Linked DNA regions of Homo sapiens: region 2 is linked to region 1. Evidence: chromatin loops called from intact Hi-C (ENCODE). Cell type or tissue: mammary epithelial cell. All regions are shown on one strand. Each heading gives the region's core, and the rest is flanking DNA. Links, peaks and the distances in the headings are about the cores only. Region 1 overlaps DENND5B (DENN domain containing 5B). Region 2 has its middle 46 kb from the start of BICD1.

Region 1 (10,350 bases), core at 2,771-7,770:
AAAAAGGCTAGATATGGCTATCTGGGAGTACTGTAATATATAACTATTATTATTTCTCTTTTAAGTTTCAGGCAAGGCCAGGTCTGGTGGCACACGCCTGTAATGCCAGCACTTTGGGAGGCTGAGGCAGGCAGATCGCTTGAGCTCAGAAGTTCAAGACCAGCCTGGGCAACATGGCGAAAGGCAGTCTATAAAAAATACAAAAATTAGCCAGGTGTGATGTTGTGTGCCTGTAGTCCCAGCTACTTGGAAAGCTGAGGTGGGAGGATCATTTGAACCCGGGAAGCAGAGGCTGCAGTGAGCTGAGACTGTGCCACTGCATTCTAGCCTGGGTAACAGAGTGAAACCTTGTCTCAAAAAATAAAAGTTTCAGGTAAAATATTTACTCATATTTCCACAGCTTAATAAAAACAGAGCATGCAAGTTTTTTAAAAAATTAGATTTTAACATCTAAACTCTTCCGGCTTTTGAATATTTATGAATTTTCCTCAACTTTCTTCTTTTTAAAATCTCCTCACTACATTCATTAACACAACTGTTTTCTATCAAATGGTCACATGAAGCCTACATCATAGGAGCACATAAGAAAAATTTAAATAAATTTACTGTTGTTTTTTCCTGTCAGTGAAGTGATGCTCAATCTCCTAGCCGTGGTGGGTGACTTCTGCTGGGGTGGAGTCCGACACTGCTTTACTAGATCTTCATCTGATGCTGATGTCATCAACTCTCCAATAAGAATTCTCTCCAGGCTCCCATCATCAATGCCTTTCCCCAGCCACCGCCCACATGGGAATCTGGTAGGACAGAAAACAAGTTTTTTATTTTTTATTTTTTTGAGACAGGGTTCCCGCTCAGCCCCCTGAGTAGTTGAGACTACAGGTGTGCACCACCACACCTGGCTAATTTTTGTGTTTTTTATAGAGAGGTCTCATTACATTGCCCAGGCTGGTCTTGAACTCTTGGCCTCAAGTGATCCCCCCATCTCAGTCTCTCAAAGTGTGTGGATTACAGGTGTGAGCCACTGCACCCGGTCAGAATATTTTCAAACTAGAAATTAATTTGGGAGTTCAGGCACAGAAGAAAAGAGGACAATGTTTCCATAGAGTAGTGTTGGCTGTGACTAGTGGAATCCAAGAGATCTTTTCCTCCCACTGAAATTATTTTAGGCTTCTTTTTTATTTTCTTTTTTTTCTGAGAGTTATATTAATCTTTCCAACACTTGTGGACTAAGCAATAGCAGCAAACATCTGTTGTTTTAAAAAGTTTTTTGAGGCTGGGCATGGTGGCTCATGCCTGTAATCCCAGCACTTTGGGAGGCCAAGGTGGGTGGAACACTTGAGGTTAGGAGTTTGAGACCAGCCTGGCCAACATAGCAAAACCCCATCTCTACTAAAAATACAGAAATTAGCCGGGCGTGGTGGCAGGTACCTGTAATCCCAGCTACTCGGGAGGCTGAAGCACGAGAACTGCTTGAACCTGGGAGGCAGAGGTTGCAGTGAGCCGAGATTGCGCCATTGCACTCCAGCCTGGGCAACAAGAGTGAAACTCTGTCTCAGCCCAAAAAAAAAAAAAAAAAAGAGAGAGAAAGAAAAAAAAAAGTTTTTTGGGGGGCAATTTTGTATGACATAAACAAAAAAAAAATTGCCCCCCTCACCTGGAAAAAAAAACCCTAAAATTCAGAAGGCAGTGGAAGAGTTCAAACAATTCTTTTTTTTTTTTTTTTTTTTTGAGATGGAGTTTCACCTTGTTGCCCAGGCTGGAGTGCAACGGTGCAATCTCGGTTCACTGAAATCTCCCCCTCCCGGGTTCAAGCGATTCTCCTGCCTCAGCCTCCCAAGTAGCTGGGATTACAAGCGTACACCACCATGCCCTGCTAATTTTTTTTTATTTAGTAGAGATGGGGTTTCACCATGTTGGTCAGGCTGGTCTCAAACTCCTGACCTCAGGTGATCCACCCGCCTTGGCCTCTCAAAGTGCTGGGATTATAGGTGTGAGCCACTGTGCCTGGCCTACAATTCTTAAACCTTTTCTTACCTGAAGAGTCTTAAAACAAAGAATTCTGAGTTCCCAAGGCCATTTACTTACCTGTATGTATGTCCTGTGATTTCATTTCTGACCATGACACAATCCACTAGCCATTTGGCTAACAGTCCTGAGTTATCGTGACCAATCTGAACAGTGGTCAGCTTCCCCAAGTTCTGGCACTGTAGGGACAGGACCTTAGGTTATTTAGTACCCAATCCCATCCTGTTACATCTCAGCTTTACAGGTACTTTGGTTCCGTCTAATTTAACAACTGCAGAGACAAACCCTGCATAATGTATTCAGCTATGCACTAGAGAAATATATTCACATATATTCCTTGCTCTCAGGGAGCTCCCACATAATGAGATAGGAGACATATGGACATTAACTACCAAATGAGGGGCACTGCACACAGTGCTAGATTAGAGATGTAAAAAGTGCTAGAAGAACGCTGGGGAAGGAACAGTTACTTCTACTTGGGGAACCCACAAACAACACAGACAGTGACTTGTGCCTTGAAGGGTAAGAATAATTTCTAAAAACAGGAAAAAGATGCTATTTAGATTTTGTTACAAAGAGGTCAAGAAAACAATTATAGATTTTAAAAATCACTGACACTGATATTCTTTTCTTTTTTAGAAAATTTTTTGTGGGTACACAGTAGGTATATATATTTATAGGGTACATGAGATGTTGATATTTTTCTGTTCCAATAAGATACTAAGGCAGAACTGACCTCAGACCTCATATACTAGAAGTCTTTGAAGCTATTTTTTAAAAGGCATAGTTATCAATAAGTTATCTTCACTGGTCCTTTGTGGACAAGTACAAAATAAAGCAATGATAATAGGAATAGCAAAAATGAATACTAATTAAATTCTGACTTCTAAAATCTGATAATGAAAAGATCACTGACCCCAACAATGTGCTGGATGACAACATCAGAATTGTAAGTTCTTTTTTTTGGTTAATTTTAATTTTTAATTTTTATGGGTACCTAGTAGATGTGTATATTTATGGATTAATTGAGATATTTTGATATAGGCATGCAATGCCTAATAACTGTATCAGGGTAAATGGGGTGTCTGTCACCTCAAACATTTATCATTTGTGTGACAATCCAATTATACTTTTAGTTATTTTAAAATGTACAGTTAAATTATTGTTGACTATAGTCACCCTGCTGTGCTAGCAAATACTAGGTCTTATTCACTCTATTTTTTTGTACCCATTAGAGCTACGAGTTTTTTTTTTTTGTTTTTTTTTTAGACAGAGTTTCGCTCTCGTTGCCCAGGCTGGAGTGCAATGGTGCAATCTCCGCTCACCACAACCTCCGCCTCCCGGATTCAAGCGATTCTCCTGCCTCAGCCTCCCGAGAAGCTGGGATTACAGGCATGTGCCACCATGCCCGGCTAATTTTTGTGTTTTTAGTAGAGAGGGGGTTTCTTCATTTTGGTCAGGCTGGCCTCAGACTCCCGACCTCAGGTGATCCGCCTGCCTCGGCCTCCCAAAGTGCTGGGATTACAGGCGTGAGCCACTGGCCCGGCCAGAGCTACGAGTTCTTAAAGCACTTTATTCTTTGTATCTCAGTGAGAAGGCATCACCATGCTCTAACTTAGGGATGATGGCATCTTGAATTAGTTGTGCAGCAGAGATGGAAAGAAGTAGGTAGACATGAGAGAGACAGCTTAGAAATGGCAATGATGGGGGTTTTAATGTACTTTCATTATTGTTAGATGAAGAAAAGCCAAGGGTTTTAATATTTTATATACAGGTGGCTTTGAGTCTACTGCATGGATAAGGCCAAACTGGGCTCCTGGGGGCGGGAGGGCATCATGACTCTAAGTGGAAACTGCTATTTCGAGACCCCAAGGAACATGAGAATGGGACATTCAGTTCGTACCATTTCCTTCCTCAAACACAACAATTATTTGTCCTCTTCCTCCACCAAGATCAACCTGTGTACAGGCTTAACCCCATGGAACTATTTCACCAAGTAAGACTGAAAATTGACTACAATATTAAAAGGTGGCTGTTTGTTTTGTTTTGTTTTTTGAGACACAGTCTCACTCTGTCACCCAGGCTGGAGTGCAGTGGCACAATCCTGGCTCACTGCAACCTCTGTCTCCTGGGCTCAAGTGACCTCAGCCTTGCAAGTACCCAGACTACAGGTGCATGCCACCATGCCCAGCTAATTTTTGTATTTTTTGTAGAGATGGAGTCTCACCATGTTGCCCAGGCTGGTCGTCTCAAACTCCTGGGCTCAAGCAATCTGCTCACCTTGGTCTCCCAAAGTGTTGAGATTATAGGCATGAGTCACTGCGCCTGGCCAAAAGGCATTTTTATAGAATCATTCTATAAATGTCACCATGTGGTCTAAAACCAGTAAGCAGATGCTTGAACCCAGGAGGTGGAGGTTGCAACGAGTGAAGATCACACCACTGCACAGCCTGGGCGAAAGAGCAAGATTCCGTCTCAAAAAAAAAAAAAAAAAAATCCATAAGCATGAATATCAGCTCTCCTGTCCTTTTGCCAAAGGATGACCAGGTTTGGGCAGAAAACATTTTACAGTAGGGAGGAGAACCACCGCGGGGAAAACATTTATTTGAATATTTCCTGCTTGCTAGAATCTGTGCTAGACCCTGAAAATAGTAGGAGAAGACCTAGAAAGCCCCAAAGCACATCATTACAAGTGAAAAATAGAGCTTAACAATGAAAATGCAAAACAAATTAGTATATAAGCTGCTTAAGACAACTTTAGACATATAATCACAAAAATGATCCTGCACGCTTTGAGTGTTCCTCTATTTTATTTGATTCAAGGAAAAATGAAAAAGCCAGACAGAATCATCTGTAAAACTACACGTGATACATTCTTCTAGGAAAGGTATTAGCTGAACCTACCTCAAAGGTCATTTCGAGGAGGTTTTTGGGAATCTGCATTACTCCTGTGTCTCCCAGCTCTCCTGATACACAGATCCAAGGGTTTGATGTGATTATTGCATTGCTCAGCTTTTTGATTGGGATGATCACTGACCTATACGGAATCACTGAAAGAAAAATGCAGAAATTAATTAAAAAGCGGGAATAAAATTCTCCTTATAACAAAACATATATTAAGAACTCTTGTTGGTTTTCATTGATAATTTGCTTTTTATGAGCTATCAAGATGTACTTATACGAAAAGTTGAGATCATAACCTTTCAGTCTAGAAAGATGAGATCTAGTTTGCAAACCAGAAGTCTCAATACTCGTAGCAGTGGTTTTCACAGCATGTATATCATCATGTATGTATGATGCATATATCAACATTAAACGTATGAACAATCTCAAGCATTAGCACGAGAATACCTAAAGATGTGAACACTGACTGTGTATATTGTGTTTTCATTGCTTAAATTTTCTTAAAAATTAATTTTGTAACAAAATTGAATAGAAATGAACATGATTACTGATATGGTTTTATATAAAAAGAGGGGTGGATGACTTCTTGGACAGTATTGAGTTTCTTGGGCAATGCTTTAAAGCACTGCATTTCAGAACTTTCCTGTCCCAAGTTTACAGAACAATATGCAAAAACCACAAATAATAAACAATGGAACCTCCACTCTGGACATATCGTGAAGTCTATAAACCACAACTTTGAAAGCTATTAAGGTGACTCACACGCAAGAGGAGCCCAGGGAGGCTCTTCCACAGACAGACCACTAGATGTCACTGCCCTATCACTGTCCTTTGCTCAAATGTGGAAGCACGAGAGGTTAGATGTTATGCATGTCCTCCCTTCTTTTTTTTTCTTTTTTTTTTTTGCCAACATGGCAAAACCCCGTCTCTACTAACAGTACAAAAATTAGCCGGGTGTGGTGGCAGGCGCCTGAAATCCCAGCTACTTGGGAAGCTCAGGCAGGAGAATCACTTGAACCCGGGAGGCAGAGGTTGCAGTGAGCTGAGATTGCACCACTGCATTCCAGCCTGGGCAACAGAGTGAGACTCTGCCTCAGAAAAAAAAAAGAAAGAAAAAAGAAAACGGCTGGATGTGGTGGCCTGTAATCCTAGCACTTTGGGAGGCCGAGGTGGGTGGATCACAAGGTCAGGAGCTTGAGACCAGGCTGACCAACACGGTGAAACCCCGTCTCTACTAAAAATACAAAAATTAGCCAGGTGTGGTGGCACACACCTGTAATCCCAGCTACTCAGGAGGCTGAGGCAGGAGAATCGCTTGAACCCGGGAGGCAGAGGTTGCAGCGAGCCGAGATTGTGCCATTGCACTCCAGCCTGGGCAACAGGAGTGAAACTCCATCTCCAAAAAAAAAAAAAAAAAAAAAAAAAAAGTGCAGACAGGGCCAGGCACGGGGGCTCATGTCTGTAATCCTACCTAGCACCTTGGAAGGCTGAGGTGGGCAGATCACTTGCGCTCAGGAGTTCATGACCAGCCTGGGCAACAAAGTGAGACCTTGTCTCTATACAAAATAAAAAACATAATTAGCCAGGTCTGGTGGTACACACTTGTAGTCCCAGCTACTCAGGAGGATGAGGAGGGGGGATCCCTTGAGCCAGGGAGGTCAAGGATGCAGTGAACTCTGATCCCACCACTGCACTCCAGCCTGGGCAACACAGCGAGACCCTATCTCAAAACAAAAAGGGGGCAGATGGTTTAAGCACATAAGCATTTTTGTCCATCACAGCCATACATTTCTGGTTTTTTGTTTGTTGGTTTTCTAGAGACAGGATGTAGCTCTGTCGCCCAGTCTGAAGTGCAGCAGCCCAATCAGTGTTCACTGCAGCCCTGATCTCTGGGGCTCAAGCAATCCTCCCATCTCAGCCTCCCCAGCAGTTGGGACTACAGGTGCACGCTACCACACCTGGCTAACTTTATTTATTTAGAGTTTCACTCTTGTCGCTCAGGCTGGAGTGTAGTGGCACATTCTTGGCTCACTGCAACCTCTGCCTCCTGGATTCAAGTGATTCTCCAGCCTCGGCCTCCCAAGTAGCTGGGATTACAGGCGTCTGCCACCTCGCCCAGCTAATTTTTGTACTTTTAGTAGAGAAGGGGTTTTGACATATTGGCCAGGCTGGTCTCGAACTCCTGAACTCAGGTGATCCACCGGCCTCAACCTCCCAAAGTGTTGGGATTCCAGGCATAAGCCACCGCGTCCGACCTCTAGCTTTTTTTTTTTTTTTTTGAGACAGAGTTTTGCTCTTGTGGCCCAGGCTGGAGTGCAATGGCATGATCTCGGCTCACTGCAACCTCTGCCTCCCGGGCTCAAGCGATTCTCCTGCCTCAGCCTCCTGAGTAGCTGGGATTACAACTGCACACCACCACGGCCAGCTATTTTTTGTATTTTTAGTAGAGATGCGGTTTCACCATGTTGACCAGGATGGTCTCGAACTCCTGACCTCAGGTGATCTGCTCACCTCGGCCTCCCAAAGTGCTGGGATTACAGGCATGAGCCACCGTGCCCGGCCCCTAGCTAACTTTTTAATTGTTCTTTTGTTGAGACAGCATGTCACTATTTTGCCCAGGCTAGTCTTGAACTGGACTCAAGCGATCTTTTTGCCTTGGCCTCTCAAAGTGCTGGAACTCCAGGCATGAGCCACTGCACCTGGCCTGATTGTAAAATTTTAAAGTTTTTTTTTTTTGAGACACGGTCTCGCTCTGTCACCCAGGGTAGAGTGCAGTGGCACGATCTCAAGCTTACTGCAATCTCCACCTCCTGGGCTCAAGTGATCCTCCCACCTCGGCCTCCCCAGTAGCTGGGACCAGAGGTGTGCACCACTACGCCCAGCTATTTTTTTGTAGTTTTAGTAGAGGCAGGGTTTTGCCATGTTGCCCAGGCTGGTCTCAAACTCCTAAGCTCAAGAGATCTGCCTGCCTTGGCCTCCCAAAGTGTTAAGACTACCGGCATGAGCCACCTGCCATGTATGTATGTATGTATGTATGTATGTATGTATGTATGTATGTATGTATTTTTGAGGCAGAGTTTCACTCTATCTCCCAGGCTGGAGTGCAGTGGTGCAATCTCAGCTCACTGCAACCTCTGCCGCCCGGGTTCAAGTGATTCTCCTGCCTTAGCCTCCCAAGTAGTTGGGATTACGGGGGCTTGCCACCGTGCCCAGCTAATTTTTGTACTTTTAGCAGAGACGGGGTTTTATCATCTTGGCCAGGCTGGTCTTGAACTCCTGACCACGTGATTCACCCACCAAGGCCTCCCAAAGTGCTGGGATTACAGGTGTGAGCCATCGCACCTGGCCACTATTTATTTATTTTTTGAGAAGAAGTCTTGTTCTGATGCCCAGGCTCGAGTGCAGTGGGGCGATTTCAGCTCACTGCAACCTCCGCCTCCCGGGTTCAAGCGATTCTCCTACCTCAGTCTCTGGAGTAGCTGGGATTACAGGTGTGCGCCCACCATGCCCAGCTAATTTTTGTACTTTTAGTAGAGACAGGGTTTCCCCATGTTGGCCAGGCTGGTCTTGACCTCCTGACCTCAGGTGATCCGCCACCTCGGCCTCCAAAAGTGCTAGGATTACAGGTGTGAGCCACCATGCCCAGCCATTTTTTTTTTTAAGTAGGGTAGAATCAATATTTGTTGTTATCCTTGGGATTTCTGCCCATTTGATCATAAGAGGGGGTGTTAGAAGCCCTCCGTGAAAGATCTACAAGTAGGATGAAAAACATTTACTAAAGAAGGTGCCTAGATATAGCCTCACAATATGAGCTCATGGTTCAGTGCACTCTTAGATGAGGAAAACAAATGAGATAAATGGTTCATTTCCCTAATTTTACATAAAAGACTTTCTTTATGTTAGGTGAAGAGTCTCCCTTTGTGTCCTTTTATTTTGGCTTTAGGATAGGAAAATGTCAGAGAAAAGGCCATATATTCACGGTTTAGTAATCATCAGAATCAAATGGGTTTTGAAACTGAAAGCAGAAGAGGTTAGTGTTAAGACTTTATTTTAGGTGCCAGAGGCTTTTCTCATTTCTTGCACTGCTAAGAAAATCTGCAGAAAAAGGCATGTTTAGGGTCAGCAGTTCTGTGGCTGCAAAAGGCCCACAGATGCACAACAGTGATTTCATAGTTTAAGTATGAAAAAGCAATATGATTAAATTTAAAAATTTCTTTCATGAAGAATTCCTCAAATTGAAAGAGTTACTCAGATGAAGAGAAATCTACAGATATAAGGAGGATTTTAGGAATCCTCTACTGCTACTACTTCTTACTTATTTAGAGACAGTCTCAACCTGTCACCCAGGCTGGAGGGCAGTGGTGTGATCTTGGCTCACTGCAACCTCTGCCTCCCGGGTTCAAGTGATTCTCCCACATCAGCCTCCTGAGTAGGTGGGACTAAAGCAAGCGCCACCACGTCCGGCTAATTTTTGTATTTTTTGGTAGAGATGAGGTTTCACCATGTTGGCCACGTCAGTCTCGAACTCCTGACCTCATGTGATCCACCCGCCTTGGCCTCCCAAGGTGCTGGCATTACAGGTGTGAGCCACTGTGCCTGGCCTCTTCGATTTAATTAAATTAATTAATTAATTTATTTATTTATTTATTTTGAGACGGAGTCTCGCTCTGTCGCCCAGGCTGGAGTGCAGTGGCGCAATCTCGGCTGACTGCAACCTCCGCCTCCCGGGTTCAAGCAATTCTCCTACCTCAGCCTCCTGAGTAGCTGGGATTACAGGCGCCCACCACCACACCCAGCTAATTTTTGTATTTTTAGTAGAGACGGGGTTTCACCATGTTGGTCAGGCTGGTCTCTAACCCCTGCCCTTGTGATCCAACTGCCTTGGCCTCCCAAAGCGCTGGGATTACAGGCTTGAGCCACCGCGCCCGGCCCAATTTTAAAACTGTATATAACTTTTTAGTTTCTTACACCTGCAGTAACCTAATCAACGAATAGTAACTTGACAGGCATTACAGGATGGCCTAATCCCCATTCCAATTCCCTTTTCCTTTGTCTTCCGTTACCAGAGACTGGAAAGCCAAAACCTACACAATTCTGGCCAGTGAAATGTTAGTGATATTTATTGAGATTTTTTGGAAAATTATGTCTTTCTAGCACAGATCCTGCCCCTCCTTGGCACTCTCTCCTTCCTGCTGGAAGGTATGCTGAGAACAGCCATGTTGAAACCATGAGGTAACTAGCACACACAGAGCATGTCTAACAGGAAAAAGACAATGAGCCTGGGTCCGTGACAGCACTGCCCACTGCCTACTTTGAGACCTTTATTATGTAAGTGAAATTACTATGCTGTAAACCACTGGTTTTCAAGTTTCTGATACTTGCAGCTAAATGCAATTCCTAATTGATACAAGTAAAAATTCT
Region 2 (10,350 bases), core at 2,016-7,015, 660 kb after region 1:
CTGGATCTCCTGACCTCGTGATCTGCCCTCCTTGGCCTCCCAAAGTGCTGGGATTACAGGCGTGAGCCACCGTGCCTGGCCAAGAGGAGAACTGTAAGTCCAATCTAAGGAAGATATCCTAGATATGCGAAGATTGAAGGCAGGGGAGAAAGAGAAATAAGACATGTTAATAGTTGCTAGAGGGAAACATGTGAATTTGTTTTGGGGACTCTTTGGTTTTAAGAAAATCACTTTGGCCAGACACGGTGGCTCACACCTGTAATCCCAGCACTTTGGGAGGCTGAGGTGGGCGGATCATGAGGTCAGGAGCTTGAGACCAGCCTGACCAACATGGTGAAACCCTGTCTCTACTAAAAATACAAAAAAATTAGCCGAGCATGGTGGTGTGTCCCTGTAATCCCAGCTACTCAGGAGGCTAATGCAGGAGAATCACTTGAACCTGGGAGGCAGAGGTTGTAGTGGGCCGAGATGGTGCCATTGCACTCCAGTCTGGGTGACAGAGGGAGACTCCTTCTCAAAAAAAAAAAAAAAAGAAAGAAAGAAAGAAAGAAAAGAAAATCACTTCAATAGGCCTTTTGATTGTGAAAAAGTGAAGGCAAAGTCCTATTTTAAAAAGGAGACATTTGAAGTGAGGACCCAGCTCTGATTTTTTTTTTTTTGCCCAAATTCCTGTCTAAGAGATCTGGGGAGTCATGCCCTACAAACTATAAATTCTCATCAGATGGGTTTTATTTAACCTTATATATCGTGTTTTACTTTCCAATCTGACTCAGGCATAACATTACGTGACAAAGAAGAAAATCAAAATATTTTATCCCAAAACATGTTTCTTTGCCATATTTTGAAATGGCCCTGCAAGCCATCCTTTGTGGGGGAAATTTTGCATGTGTAAAGAATCTCTGTTAACATAGCTAGATCTTTTCCTTCCAGGCCCTCTCAATCCTGAAGAAATTAACTAAGAGTCTAGCACCTTTTAAAGGTCTGAATAGGAAATATTTGCCATCTATTGTCTCTAAGGGCAGCCACTGTGAAACTTCAAAAGAACCTCGATCTCCATAATCTTTTTTCTTAACCCGAATATTTCCTTGCTATTAATCCCAGGTCTTTTTAAATTTTTATTTATTATTTATTTATTTTTTTTTGAGATGGAGTCTCACTCTGTTGCTCAGGCTGGAGTGCACTGGCGTGATCCTGGCTCACTGCAACCTCTGCCCCCTCGAGTTTGAGTGATTCTCCTGCCTCAGCATCTCGAGTAGTTGGTATTACAGGCACCTGCCCTGTGCCTAGCTAATTTTTGTATTTTTAGTAGAGACAGGGTTTCACCATCTTGGCCAGGATGGTCTTGAACTCCTGACCTTGTGATCCACCCGCCTTGGCCTCCCAAAGTGCTGGAATTACAGGCGTGAGCCACCGCGCCCGGCCAATCCCAGGTCTTTAGACAAACTCAACCAATTGTAAACCAGAAAATGTTTAAATTTACCTATAGCCTGGAAGCCCCCTACCCCAACCTTGCTTTGAATTGTCCCACCTTTCTGGACGAAACCAATCTGTTTCTCAAATGTATGTGATTGATGTCTCATGCCCTCCCTAAAATGTATAAACCCAAGCTGCACCCCAACCAACCTCCTTGGGCACATGTTCTCAGGACCTCCTGAAGGCTGTGTCACAGACCATGGTCACTCATATTTGGCTCAAAATAAATCTCTTAGAATATTTTACAGAGTTTGACTCTTTTCGTTGACACAAGCAATAGGAAGGTAAACTGTTCTGCTCAGGATCATAAAACCTTGTCTTTTTTTTTTTTTTTGGAGACGGAGTCTTGCTCTGTCACCCAGGCTGGAGTGCTATGGCATGATCTCGGCTCACTGCAATCTCCGCCTCCCGGTTTCAAGTGATTCTCCTGCTTCAGCCTACTGAGTAGCTGGGATTACAGGTGTGCACCACCACACCCAGCTAATTTTTGTGTTTTTAGTAGAGACGGGGTTTCACCATGTTGGCCAGGCTGGTCTCAAATTCCTGACCTCAGGCAATCTGCCCACCTTGGCCTCCCAAAGTGTTGGGATTACAGGCGTGAGCCACCATGCCTGGCCAAAACCTTGTCTTTTTATTGTGCCTTGTTTCAGTAATAAATATGTTGTAAGACACTTTTCACTATACAACTACTTATACACACAATATACAAAAATCAACAAAATGCTTCAGTCGAAGCACACAGGAGTGGTAAAAGTAAAATAATTTATATTAAAAATAATATATACAGTCGGCACACCATGTGGATTCAATCAACTGTGGATGAAAAATATTTGAAAAAACAATAGAACAATAAAAATGATACAAATAAACAATACAGCATAACAACTATTTACATAGCATTTTCATTGAATTAGGTGTTATCAGTAATCTAGAGATGATTTAAAGCAGGAGTGTCCAATCTTTCGGCTTCCCTGGGCCCCATTGGAAGAAAAATAATTGTCTTGGGTCACACATAAAATATACTAACACTAACGATAGCTGATAAGCTAAATATACATATATATAGCAAAAAATTCATAATGTTTTAAGACAGTTTACGAATTTGTGTTGGGCCACATTCAAAGCTGTCTTGGGCCGCGGGTTGAACAAGCTTGATTTTTTTTTATTTTTTACTTTGTATTTATTTATTTTTTTGAGACGGAGTCTCGCTCTGTCGCCCAGGCTGGAGTGCAGTGGCGCCATCTCGGCTCACTGCAAGCTCCTCCTCCCGGGTTCACGCCATTCTCCTCCCTCAGCCTCCCCAGTAGCTGGGACTACAGGCGCCTGCCACCACGCTCAGCTAATTTTTTTTTGTATTTTTAGTAGAGACGGAGTTTCACCGTGGTCTCGATCTCCTGACCTTGTGATACGACCGCCTCGGCCTCCCAAAGTGCTGGGATTACAGGCGTGAGCCACCGTGCCCGGCCGGAGAAGCTTGATTTAAAGGACAGAGGAAGATGTGTGTAAGTCATATACAAATACTGTACCATTTTATATAAGGAACTTGAGCATTTACAAGTTTTTGGTATCCTTAGGGGCCCTGGAACACCCTGTTTGATGCTGAGAGATGACTGTAGTTAACAGTCGCATTACTTGGATATGATAACATCAGAAGGCATAATGAATAGTGAGATGCTTGGGCCTCTATGTTGAGGACGAAGCTCTGATTTTTTTTTTTTCCCCAAATTCTTATGTAAGGAGTCTGGGGAGTCATGCCCCACAAATCATCAGTTCTCATCAGATGGGTTTTATTTAATCCTGTATATTGAGACTTACTTTCCAATCTGACTCTGGCCATGGCAAGGAAGAAAATAAAAATATTTTACCTCAAAACATGTTTCTCTGTCATATCTTGAAATGGCCCTGCAGAGCCATCTCTTGTGGGAAAAATCCACATTCCGTAGAGAATCCCCTTTTCCCCTTTTTTGTCCTTCCTTCCTTTCCAGATCCAGGAGATAATCAACTAAGAGCCAAGCACCCTTTTAGTTCCGATAAGAAACATTTTGCAACCTGCTCTCTCTGAAGTCTGCTATCTGAGATCTTCCTCTGCACAATAAAACTTGGTACCCACAATCCTTTATCTTAACCTGAACATTTCCTTTCTATTGATCCCAGGCCTTCAGATAAACTCAACCAATTGTCAACCAGAAAATGTTTAAATTTACCTATGAAGCCCCCCCGCGCTTTTTGTCCTGCCTTTTGGAACCAAACCAATGTTATTTCTTAAATGTATTTGATTGATGTCTCATGTCTCCCTAAAATGTATAAACCCAAGCTGTGCCCCAACCACCTTGGGCACATGTTCTCAGGACCTCCTGAAGGCTGCGTCACCGGCCATAGTCACTCGTATTTGGCTCAGAATAAATCTCTTAAAATGTTTTACCGGCCAGGCATGGTGGCTCACGCCTGTAATCCCAGCACTTTGGGAGGCTGAGGCGGGTGGATCACGAGGTCAGGAGATCGCGACCATCCTGGCTAACATGGTAAAACCCTGTCTCTACTAAAAATACAAAAAATTAGCCGGGTGCGGTGGTGGGCGCCTGTAGTCCCAGCTACTCGGGAGGCTGAGTCAGGAGAATGGCGTGAACCCGGGAGGCGGAGTTTGCAGTGAGCCGAGATCGTGCCACTGCACTCCAGCCTGGGCGACAGAGCAAGACTCCTCTCAAAAAAAAAAAATGTTTTACAGAGTTTGACTCTTTTAGTCAACACCGTTAAATACTGAAAAAGGGATGGATATAGAAACAGTTATGGTGTATCACTGACTAAAATACCAAAATTAGGCTTTCCTTCAGAGACATGATTTTCCAAAATGGTGAGTAAATAAAATCCTGAGCCAAGAAAAGTACAGTATTTCCTAGATTTGCAAATCTACAGTGATTGAATTCCTGGAAAATTCAGTGTCTAGTAAAACTATGCAAAAATATTTTGTTAACATGTAAAAGTTAGGCCGGGCGCGGTGGCTCATGCCTGTAATCCCAGCACTTTGGGAGGCCGAGGCGGGTGGATCATGAGGTCAGGAGTTCAAGACCAGCCTGGCCAAGATGGTGAAACCCCGTCTCTACTAAAAATATAAAAATTAGCCGGACATGGTGGCGGGTGCCTGTAGTCCCAGCTCCTCGGGAAGCTGAGGCAGAGAATTGCTTGAACCCGGGAGGTGGAGGTTGCAGTGAGCCGAGATCGCGCCATTACACTCCTGCCTGGGCAACAGAGCAAGACTCCGTCTCAAAAAAAAAAAAAAAAAAAAAAAAAAAGAAGTAAAAGTTAGGTTTAAGCTCAGATAATTATAAACAGGTTTTTAACCTTCATAAATGGGTGGAGGGACACTAAAAGTTTATCTGGGCTGGGGAACAATTTTGCTTTTGGAGGCTGTTCTACACATTGTTTACTGTCGCTGGCCTCAGCCGGGCCCATGCAAACATGCAAATCCCGCCAGCCCTCTAAATCGTTGGTACAGACTTCAAAAAATTTCCAAATTGCCCTCTAGAGGGCAGTACTAGCACTGTAGAGAGTCACTGAACCAAAAAGCTCTGCTGTGGACTAAACCTGCCTTGCTTCTTGGGGCGGGGTAGGGCAGCATTATTCTGTGGTCTGGGCTGCCTGGGGTTGGGGATAAGTGGTAGGGGCAAAGACATTATTTTCCTCTCACCAGCCCCTTCGGGAAGGCTGGAATGCTGGAGATTTTACAAACACGAATCGCTGACACCTTTTTTGTGTATTTTAAATCTTCTAATCAATTTGGGATAGAAAACTGGAGTCAAAAACTCTTCCCTACAAAAATAATGCAATATTTCTATCTATCTATCATCTATCTATCTATCTATCTATCTATCATCTATCTATCTATCATCTATCATCTATCTATGTCTATATATATCAGTATGTGTGTATATATATGTATATACATGGCTGTATATTTTATGTATTCCTACACAATTATGATGTCATGGTTTGTACTGTAGAAAAAGTGGGGGCAATCTAAATGTCCATGAACAGGAGAGTAGATTTTTTATTTATTATTTATTATTATTTTTGAGACAGAAAAATATGTCACCTAGGCTGGAGTGCAGTTGCGTGATCTCGGCTCGCTGCAACCTCTGCCTCCCAAGTTCAAGCAATTCTCTTGCCTCAGCCTCCCAAGTAGCTGGGATTACACACTGGGCTAATTTTTGTATTTTTTGTAGAGACAAGGTTTCACCATGTTGCCCAGACTGGTCTCAAGCTCCTGGCCTCAAGTGATCTGCCTGCCTTGGCCTCCCAAAATACTGAGATTACAGGTGTGAGCCACTGCTTCCGGTTAATCTTCAACTATATATATATATATATATATATATATATATATATATATATATATATATATATACACATACATATATATATATATACATATACATATATTTATTTATTGAGATGGAGTCTTGCTCTTGTCGCCCAGGCTGGAGTGCAGTGGTGCCGTCTTGGCTCACTGCAACCTCCTCCTCCCAGGTTCAAGCGATTCTCTTGCCTCAGCCTCCTGTGTAGCTGGGATTACAGGCGCCTGCCACCACATCTGGCTAATTTTTGTATTTTTAGTAGAGACAGGGTTTCAGCATGTTGGCCAGGCTGGTCTTGAATTCCTGATCTCAGGTGATCCACCCGCCTCAGCCTCCCAAAGTGCTGGGATTACAAGTGTGAGCCACGGAGCCTGGCCAATAATATATATTTTAAAAATAACTATATTTTCCAAAAATAAAACATATGAGTAGAATGCCCTTGTTTTACATTTTTGCAAATCTCGTTAATATCTGACCTACTAGAAGACAGATTATCTAATCAGTTCTGTATTCAATATGTTGTGATATTATGTAGGTTCTAGAAAATTCCACTTTACACTCATGAGAGAATGGAAGTTAAAAAGCTAAATATAATAATTATTATAAAACTAATTTGACCTTGGAGGCCTCTTGAAAGCATAGGGCCCTCCCCACCAAGGACCACGGGGCACCACTTTGAGAGTCTTTGCTCTCAAATCAATTAGGACCCAGACTCTATGAAGTTAAATGTTAAACAGATTGATAGTTTTTTGTGTGTGTGTGAGACAGAGTCTCACTCTGTTGCCCAGACTGGAGTGCAGTGGTGTGATCTCGGCTCACTGCAACCTCCACCCACCGGGTTCAAGTGATTCTCCTGCCTCAGCCTCCCGAATAGCTGGGATTACAGGTGCCTGCCACCATGCCTGGCTAATTTTTGTACTTTTAGTAGAGGTGGGATTTCAACATGTTGGTCAGGCTGGTCTCAAATTCCTGACGTCAGGTGATCCACCCACCTCTGCCTCCCAAAGTGCTGGGATTACAGGCAGCAGCCACCTCGCCCAGCCGATAGTTTGTAATGATATTTTTTAAAGATGTAAATGATTTCTGTCCAATTGGAACTCCAAAGGTAACAGTTTTCTCCTTTCCTTTCCTTCCTTCTTCTTTTCTCTTTTTCTTTCTTTCTTTCTTCCTTTCTTTTTTTTTTTTTTTGGCAGGGTCTCACTCTGTCAAACAGGCAGGAGTGTAGTGGTGAGATTTCTGGTCACTGCAACCTCCATCCACCTCCTGGGTTCAAGCAGTTCTCCCACCTCAGCCTCCTGAGTGAGTAGCTGGGACTACAGGCACTCACCACCATGCTTGGCTAATTTTTGTTATTTTTTGTAGAGATGTGGTTTTACCATGTTGCCAAGGCAGGTCTTGAACTCCTGGGCTGCAGCATCTGCCCTCCTTGGCCCCACAAAATGCTAGGATTACAGGCGTGAGCCACTGCACCCAGTTTTCATTTTCATTTTAAGCTAAATTTAACCAGTCTTATATCTGATTTAGCAAACATGCTGGTGTTCTGTTTTTCCCCCAGTGGTGATACATATGTGGTTCCTCAAATTCTCCTTAGAACCAATTTTTCCATCCAGCTGGTCCCCCTCATTGATGAGTTAAATAAACCTTTAAGCTACATTCACGTTTGACAGTTTATCTGATATTTATGTAAGACTCATGTTTTGAAGTATTTGAATGCTGTATTTTGTTTCTCAATTTTTTATCTTGAAAAAAAATTCAAGCCTTTAGAATAATTGAAAGAATACTGCAGTGAACACCTTTATGCCATTTTTCCTAGATTCAATCACTGAATTTTTGCCATGTTTACTTTAATTCCACGCCCCCACCTCCACCATCCGTTTATCTATTGTAAGGGTAGATTTCAAAAATGAGTTTCCCATTTGCCAAGAAGGAAGGAAATCTTTCCCTCCTCCCCTTCTTAGAGCATTTCTGTCAGAAAACCTTGTGGCTGTAAAGCCTTTTTCTAGCCTTTTAAAATAAAAATATTTCACTTTAGATGCTAAGTGCAAGGGCATTATCCTACATAGCCAAATAAACTGATCTCACACAGAGAATTTATAACTGTACAAGGTATTCTATTTTCTAATACATTGTCTGCATTCTAATTTCCTCATTAGTTCCAACAATTTGCTTTATAGCTTTTCTTTTTTTTATTTTTTGCTTCAAAATCCAATAAAAAATTGCACATTGGCTGGGTGCAGGGGCTTACACCTGTAATCCTAGCACTTTGGTAGGCCGAGGCAAGAGTATCCCTTGAGCCCAGGAGTTTGAGACCAGCTTGGGCAACATAGTGAGACTCTGTCTCTACCAAAAACACACACACACACACACACACACACACACAAAACAGGCGTGGTGGCGTGCACTTATGGTCCCAGCTACACAGGAGGCTAAGGCAGGAGGATGTCTTGAGCCCCAGGGTTAGCTGCAGTGAACTATGATAACACTATTGCACTCCAGTCTGGGCAACAGAGTGAGACCCTGTCTTAATAGAGCGCATTCATTTCTTAGGAATTTGAACCTTCCACTGGCTAGGTAACAGCTTATATTTTTAACCATTCTTCACTAAGAGTTAATGCTTCTTTTCTGTATATAAGAAAGAAATGGTAGGTAGTGTGATGTACTAGATGCAAATCTTTGTACTTGCAAATTACTCAATTTTACTAAGCTTCAGTAAATTGATTAGGATGCTTCTGGTTGCCGGTAACAGAAAATCCAAATTAAAAATGACCGAAACAATTACATTTGATATCTCACATAAAAGGCTGGGCACAGTGGCTCACACCTGTAATCCCAGCACTTGGGAGACCAAGGTGAGAGAATCACTTGAGCCCAGCAATTCAAGACTAGTCTGGGCAACATAGTGAAACCCTGTCTCTACAAACAAAAAAAGGAAGAAGACAAAGGAGAAAGAGTAGAAGGAGAAGGAGAAGAAGAAGGAGAGGGAAGAAGGAGGAAGAGAAGGAGGAGGAAGGAAGTGGCTCTTGCCTGTAATCCCAGAACTTTTGGGATGCTGAAGTGGGTGGATACCTTGAGCCCAGGAGTTTGAGACCAGCCTGGACAACATGGCAAAAAACCATTTCTACAAAAAATACAAAAATTAGCCAGGCATGGTGACATGTGCCTGTAGACCCAGCTACTTAGGAGGCTGAGGTGGGAGGATCACCTGAGCCTGGGTGGTGGAGGCTGCAATGAGTGAAGATTGTACCACTGCACTCTAGCCTGGGCCACAGAGCGAGACCCTGTCTGAGAAAAAAAAAAAAAAAGTCTTAGTTGTAGGCAGAGATTGCCAGAAACTAGATTTTTCCAGCCTGTGTTGCCTCAGCCATGTGACCCAGGTCTGGCAACGTTCTTGTCTTTCTTTTGACTTTGGAGCCAGTGACAGAAGAAATAGGGATAATAAACTTCCTCTCTGGCACCTGCTGGCTAGAGAGCGTGGTTCTCTAGGCTTCCAAACAATTCTCTGAGAAACCCAGTATCTGTTGAGTTAACTTTTTTTTTCATCTTAGATCAGCTGGAGTTGACTACTGTGGCTTGCACATGGAAGCTGGGAGAACAGAAACTCTCATGTGGAAGAGCCAAGATGTCCTTGGAGCCATTACCAGCCTCTTGCTGAGCATTCTTTCCTACTATATTCAGCCGGGAGTTTCTCCAATGGTCCTACCTCCTGTGTACTCTGTCCCTAGGCATCCCTCAAATGGAGATCATCCTGCCCCAGAAAAGTCTCTGAGAACGGAGTCAACGGTAGACAGCAGGAAAGAGTGAGTGGAGATGCCGGCTCCACTGTGCCAAGTGAAAATAACTTGGTGAGCACTGAGGGCACTCTAAGCACGGGCCAGTCAGTATCAAACACTGTTCTGATCCTAGCAACAGTATGAGGCAGAAACCTAAGTTACAGAACTTGATTTACAGACCAGGAAATGAAGGTTTATAAAGTTTGAAGAAGTAAGACTGGGATTTCAATACAGATTGTATGTTTCTGGAACCTATTGACTTTATTTGTGAGTTTTTGTTTGTTTGTTTGTTTGTTTTGCCCTTCTTTCTTTATTTAATTAAAACATCTGCTGATGGCAAGAATGACCCATGTGCCTAACAAAAATGCAAATGGTTAACATGCAGAGTGGAAATTCTATCTTTGATAAATGTCTGTTGGAACCTATTGACTTTAATTTCAAACTCTACAGTCTCCCGGAGGGGATGATAGAATACTCATAGAGTCTATGGGGATTTTTATCAGGCTGATGTGAAGGGAGAAATCATATGTATGGGCATGATGGTGTGCGCTACTCAGCCTTCTGAGTAATTCCAGCTACTCAGGAGGCTGAGGAGCCAGGATCCCTTAAGCCCAGGAGTTTGAGTCCAGCCTGGGCAGCATAGTGAGACCCTCTTTCAAAAAACAGCAAAAAAGGGCTGGGGGTGGTGTCTCATGCCTGTAATCCCAACACTTTGGGAGGCAGAGGTGGGTGGATCACTTGAGGTCAGGAGTTCAAGA

Evidence for each region. A loop is a pair of places that touch in the nucleus more often than their neighbours do. Peaks named below come from ENCODE experiments on the same cell type or tissue, not always from the same donor. Only the 100,000 strongest peaks of a DNase experiment are listed, where the experiment ranks them.
Region 2: a loop joins it to region 1, with 5 times the contacts of the local background. A loop is called at or near these places in 4 of 110 quality-filtered maps.

The regions. Positions count from the first base shown.
Region 1 is chr12:31,397,569-31,407,918 of GRCh38, forward strand. It overlaps DENND5B (DENN domain containing 5B), which reads right to left. Exons shown (of 21, transcript NM_144973.4): 15 at 4,930-5,075; 16 at 2,086-2,204; 17 at 607-794. Among named protein-coding and RNA genes, the nearest start is that of LINC02387, 33 kb to the left of the region's middle. RefSeq lists enhancers at 7,543-7,682, 8,563-8,732. In mammary epithelial cell, for the core only: a CTCF peak has its summit at 5,734 (motif pointing right); a DNase peak (open chromatin) is centred at 5,733.
Region 2 is chr12:32,055,770-32,066,119 of GRCh38, forward strand. No RefSeq gene overlaps it. Among named protein-coding and RNA genes, the nearest start is that of BICD1, 46 kb to the right of the region's middle. In mammary epithelial cell, for the core only: a CTCF peak has its summit at 5,001 (motif pointing right); a DNase peak (open chromatin) is centred at 4,992.